Linked DNA regions of Homo sapiens: region 1 is linked to region 2. Evidence: chromatin loops called from intact Hi-C (ENCODE). Cell type or tissue: endothelial cell of umbilical vein. All regions are shown on one strand. Each heading gives the region's core, and the rest is flanking DNA. Links, peaks and the distances in the headings are about the cores only.

Region 1 (2,925 bases), core at 109-2,608, 1.2 Mb after region 2:
CCTAACTTCCTCTTTTTCTAATCATGGTTATTTCAGGAAAAGCAAGTAGACAACTATGACTTGTGTGTATATAGCACAATGGTGTGTGTGTGTGTAGCGGTGGGTGTGAGAGGAAAGATTGGGTGGGAAGAGGATTTTTCTGGAATTTATAATACTTCTTCCTCATGTCTCAAACTTTTGTCTCTATACACTAGTATTTTAAAAAAACACATTCTTTTCTTTTTAGGTATTTGAATAATATCTGGGTCCTGTTTGACTGGAAAATGTGATCTTCCAATAGCTTTTATTTTTTGTTTGATGGCTTTGTCGTTTTTGTCAATGATAAGTCCTTATTCTAGCTTATGGCTTGATGATTCTTTTGGGTTGTACTGTGTTTATCCATGCATTCAATTATTCCTTCATTAATGTATCCTTTCCTTTTCTCATCTTACTAGTTGACAAGTATTCTGCTAGACATAGTTTATTCCTTTCTTTCTTCTAGTCTGCAAATTATGCCATTTCTAACATGAAACATGGAAATTATTCTAAATACACTGACTAAAAGATCACACTTAAACATATGGTTGTGTCCTATACCAAATAGAACATCAAAACCCATATTGTTTTTTGTTTTAACTTAATTTTTTTTTTTTTTTTTTTTTTTTAGAGATAGACTAAAGGAGTCCTCCTGCCTCAGTCTCCTTAGTAGCTGGAACTATAGGCACGCATCACCATGCCCAGCTCAATTTTGTTCCTGACAAATGTATTGGTCAGTGGGATCATGTAGACTGGTCTGTTTTTTTATTAAGAGGTTTTTCAAAGGAAGTCTCTAGAGCAATACCTTAGTCAAGGTAACTAAAATAGGCTTATCTGTAAATGGAGAAGAATTTCAGACTGGGATGGGTCAAAAGTTTCCTACATACAAAACCAGCCTTGTTTACTGGATAAACAAAATCTAAGTTTCCATGTCTCTCTAGGGGCTAAGGAAGGAAAAGTAACTATCATGCATGAATATGAAGTCATTGAAAGGATTCTTTTTAAGTACTCTGCTAGAAATGAGGGGTACAAAAATGATTAAAACATGAGCCTTGCCCTCAAGGAACTACTTCTCTCAAGAAGAAGATAAGTTAGATAAGTAAATCAATTATTATTATACAGCCATAAGATATAAAAGCGTAGCAAGCTATGAGATCACAAAGGAGGTGTATCTAAATTAGACTGGGACAGTGGGGTAAGAGGATAACATGCCAGAACTGAGTTTTTAGGAATGAGAATTTAATTAGCTGAAGAAGCGGGCCAAGGGAAGGTGCTGCATAAAATAGCATGACGAACTTGGGAATGTCTTTTTGTGAACGTACGAAGTACTGAGTTAACAGGGTGGGGATGGTGAAAATATCCCTTACACAGACCGGGCTCTCTCTGGTGTTTTCAGTTCCCTGACTCATTTCCTTTTCCTACCTCCTTTTCTTTTACTCAAGGTTTCTGGACAGAGTGAAATAGAAAGTCTTGTCTGTGGACATTTCAGAATTTGAAAGCTTCTGGCCTAGAGTGTAATGATGGGGTATCTCAAATGGGTATTCATGCTAACGACCTAGGTGAAACAGTAACGGGTGAGATTATAATACACTTGTGTGTCTCACAAAGATGTTGACATCTATGGAAATGATTTATTTCTCTATGCCAATGTTTTATTTGAATTTAGAGCCCAGAATAAGCAGCTTGTCACAAAGACCTCAAAATGTTTCTTATGTGAACAACCTCAAGAAAAGGAACCAAGACAATTGTTAGCAAGAAGATTGATCTGAGAATTAGCTCTAGCGTATTGAATGTTAAAGGTGTTTATTAGAAATGTCCACTCCATTTATAAATTCTCCGCTTAGCTAACTCCCACTCATCTTTTAGGTATCAGCTCTCTTGCTCTCTCTCTCTCTCTCTCTCTAAAGATATGTCTCATTTATCTTTATATTCCTCTCTCTCTCTCTCTAAAGATATGCCTCATTTATCTTTATATTCCTTTCTCTCTCTCTCTCTCTCTCTATACATATATATATATATATATAATTTTTATTTCTGAGAAGGTTTGCCTGATATTCTATATTAGATCACATCCTTCTGTTGTGTGTTTTTTCAGTACTTTGCATTTTTCCTTTGTAGCATTTAATATGACTCCAATTAAATACTGAATTATATAATTAATGGTTTCATATCAGTTTCTTTAAGTAGAATGTTAGCTTCAAGAGGGCAGGAATTGGGATTTATACAGCAATATCCACAATGCCTAGCCACATTTCTGGTACATAGTAGGTACTCAATAAATATTTTTTGAACGTTTTATTTACTTTTTATACCAATTTCAGTGAAACGCAAATGTAACAAATTAAAATGGACCAGAACTGCTAAGTAAAACCAGATCTACAGCTTCTAAAGCTAACTGGATCCTCCAGAAGTTTCTCAAATCTGACCCTGGCTCCTAGGAGAATTCAATTGATGGGACTAGGTTATCTCCTCTTCATGCTTTTAGCTGACCTCCTCATACCAGTTTGGCTCAAAATGAATCCAACATCTTCCCATTCATCTGTGTCAGGACATCTTTATTATTGCAACTTGCTTTCCTCAGGCCAGAGCTTCCTTCGTTATTGAGTTCCAACTGGAAAAGTCACTGTGCCAAGCATTTGGGATAAAAACATGAATCACACCTGTAATCCCAGCATTTTGGGAGGCCGAGGTAGGTGGGTCACGAGGTCAGGAGTCCAAGACCAGCCTGGCCAAGATGGTGAAATCCTGTCTCTACTAAAAATACAAAAAAAAAAAAAAATTAGCCAGGCGTGCTGGCGGGCACCTGTAATCCCAGCTACTCAGAAGGCTGAGGCAGGAGAATTGCTTGAACCCGGGAGGCGGAGGTTGCAGTGAGCCAAGATCCCGCCACTGCACTCCAGCCTGGGCAAC
Region 2 (2,925 bases), core at 170-2,669:
TAATATACCATCCTGGCAAAACAGGTTATGGGAGTGGGGAGAAGAGGAATTCTGTTGAGGAAGTTACTAGGGAAGATGAATGGATCAGGGAACAGAGATTAATTAACTTGTATGTTATTTTGTCAAAGGGTCTATTAGGTGTGATTACATTCTTGGTCTTACAGGAAGGGAAGGAAAAACAATTATTCCTTTTGATGGGTCTAGATCTTGGGCAGATAAAGGAACTTCAACTTCATCTTGTGCTTTGGGAGAGATGGTGGAGCAAAGAGGGGAGGCCAGAGAGATTTTGCGGCTTCTTCAGTTCAGCATGTCAAAACACTATACTTGGGATGTTGATTTCTGAGCCCCAACAATACTGTAAGTATAACCACCTGGTGGTGAAATCAGTTTAGTGTGTCATGATCTGTATTTTAAAAAATAGAATAGAAAACAGCAGAATACATGACACAGAGTAAGTACTTACACGTATTGTTTTGTGAATTTTTCATACACATGTACATCAGGTCACAATATAAAAGCAATTTCCTCCTATTGGTTATGGTTAGAAAGGTTTGAAAAACATTGAGATGGCTAAATACAGAACTTAAGGACTTAAGAAGGCAGGCACCAGCTATAAAGGAAAGGGAAAAAAATGCTTGGAGCCAGTGGTAATTCATTCAATCCACACTTATTTCTTACATGTGTTGAGCATCAAATGTATGCATAACAACTGCCTAAAACTAGGAGGAGACGCAAAGGCAACTTTTAAGGTGAGCCTCTTTTCCCTGGGTAGTTTAAAATCTAGTTAGAAAAAGAAGTTGCAGAGGGGAATCAGTTAAATAACAATCCAAGTCAGTATGGGATTAAGTCCTGAAGAACTATACTGACAGTAGACACTCATTTCAGAAAATTGATGTGAGCAATAGCAGTTGGGGAAGGCTTCAGAAGAAAGGAGCTGAATTTAAGCTGAACTTGAAGTGGGAGGATGAAGGTAGGAGGGAAAGACTTTCCAACAGGAAGAAATGCAGGAGCAAATACAGAGTCAAGAAAGCTCAAGATGTTTGAGGTACAACTAACTTGGTGTAATAAGAGGTGAGATTGGGTAAGTAAGGGGAGGCATAGTGTGGGGTGAGTTTCTGTCTAGTCATAAGAGTTTACAGGAAATGGGCAATCTCTGGAATTTTCTGATCAGGTTAATGGCAGGATGAAATCAGAGTACTAGTCCATTGACACTATATGTGATAGGTTGGAGAGAGAAGAAAGGTCAGATAGGAAGTTATTGCAAGAGTGAAACATTAAGTTGAAAAGTGCTGGACTGGCAAAGAACCAGAAGTAACAAACTGTTACAGGAAGCTGTGCTGTGATGCAGGGAAACTGGAAAGTTAAGCTGTACCAAGTGAAGTAACAGAAACTCCGAGAGAGTAAGTTTACCAGCATCTCATAACAACCACTGAATAAATGGTAAATATGGTTCTTATTGTTGAGTAAACTTGTTAATGTAATTCTGTGCTAGTTATACTGTGAGACATGATCATTCCCAAGAGAAAAACATCTCCTAGTTCAGTACAGTATTCTCAGCTATAACACAGACAAAACAAAGAGGGCTGTTTTTCTTGATGAGAACATCTTGGACCATCAATAGGAAGCACAGACTATGATCTTGTTAAGGTCGACATTTGTGGCTCATTCATTCTGGTACCCACAGCGTCTAAGGAGTACTCAGTAAATGTAAAATGAACTAAGAAAGCCAACGACCGAGTATATGGAGAAAAACATCAAAGTGATATAGAGCCAAGCACACTGAATAACTTTAGTAGATCCCAAACTATGCAGTGAGACCGGTGGTCACCATCATTTAGATCCAGGGCACTTCCTGTTGTGTGCCTTTCAGAACTCTTCAAGGGTCAGTCTGCTTGAAGGACACAGCCTCGCCAATCTGTTGCCCTAAATATTTCTATAGTGATGGAGCTATCAGATGGGCATCAGAATCTGCTCTATCTCATTTTTTAAAAGGACAACTTTTGGCTGGGTGCAGTGGCTCACGCCTGTAATCCCAGCACTTTGGGAGGCTGAGGCAGGTGGATCACGAGGTCAGGAGATCGAGACCATCCTGGCTAACATGGTGAAACCCCGTCTTTACTAAAAATATAAAAAAAATTAGCCGGGCCTGGTGGCAGGCACCTGTAGTCCCAGCTACTCAGGAGGCTGAGGCAGGAGAATGGTGTGAACCCGGGAGGCAGAGCTTGCAGTGAGCCAAGATCACACAGCTGCATTCTAGACTGGGTGACAAAGTGAGACTCCGTCTCAAAAAAAAAAAAAAAAAGGACAACTTTTCACTTCCTCAAAATCATCAATCTAGTACTAGGTTACAAATTATTCCATTTAAAAAGCATTTTCCTTCTGATTATCATTTCAGGATTTCCAGACCAGACTTTAGGCAAAGAAAGAACAGACTTCAAGCAAACTTTTCTCTACTGAATAGGATTATATATTTTATCACCTTGTGAAGAATTTCATCAGAAACAACATCTCATTGCATATTTGCATCTTTTCTTGAAAATTCCTCAAATATATCTATTGTGGGCAATTACATGAATTCATCTTTATTTTTTGGCTACTTATGCTTACACAGAACTGATACTCAAAGCCAATGTGAGAATTAGAACTCACAAAAATGATCACTTTTTTGAAAGGTGAGAAAGTACACAAAACATAAATATGTTCTGTACCTTCCTTCTTCCTTATTTTAAGTTGCCTTTCAATAACTTGATACTATCTTTGGATGAACTGGACGTGGGATTCTGTCACCTCTCTTATGAAAGACAGAATGGGGAAAAAATGAATGAACTTTGTTGTATACGTTTTTGGGTTAAGGAGGGAAGGAAGTTAAATAGCCAAGTGGCTTCTGATTGAATTACTGACAGAAATATTGGTGGCCTCAGATCA

The links. A loop is a pair of places that touch in the nucleus more often than their neighbours do. Peaks named below come from ENCODE experiments on the same cell type or tissue, not always from the same donor. Only the 100,000 strongest peaks of a DNase experiment are listed, where the experiment ranks them.
Region 1: it touches region 2 in a loop (3-fold over the local background); 1 of 110 quality-filtered maps calls a loop at or near these places.

Annotation. Positions count from the first base shown.
Region 1 is chr3:181,621,025-181,623,949 of GRCh38, reverse strand. All of the region lies in intron 5 of SOX2-OT (SOX2 overlapping transcript), which reads right to left. Among named protein-coding and RNA genes, the nearest start is that of SOX2, 89 kb to the left of the region's middle. In endothelial cell of umbilical vein, for the core only: no CTCF peak of the experiment used is centred there; a DNase peak (open chromatin) is centred at 1,399; H3K27ac peaks cover 1,868 bases.
Region 2 is chr3:182,787,897-182,790,821 of GRCh38, reverse strand. ATP11B-DT (ATP11B divergent transcript) reads left to right here. Exons shown (of 3, transcript NR_187316.1): 2 at 2,396-2,672. Among named protein-coding and RNA genes, the nearest start is that of ATP11B-DT, 4.0 kb to the left of the region's middle. In endothelial cell of umbilical vein, for the core only: no CTCF peak of the experiment used is centred there; a DNase peak (open chromatin) is centred at 1,241.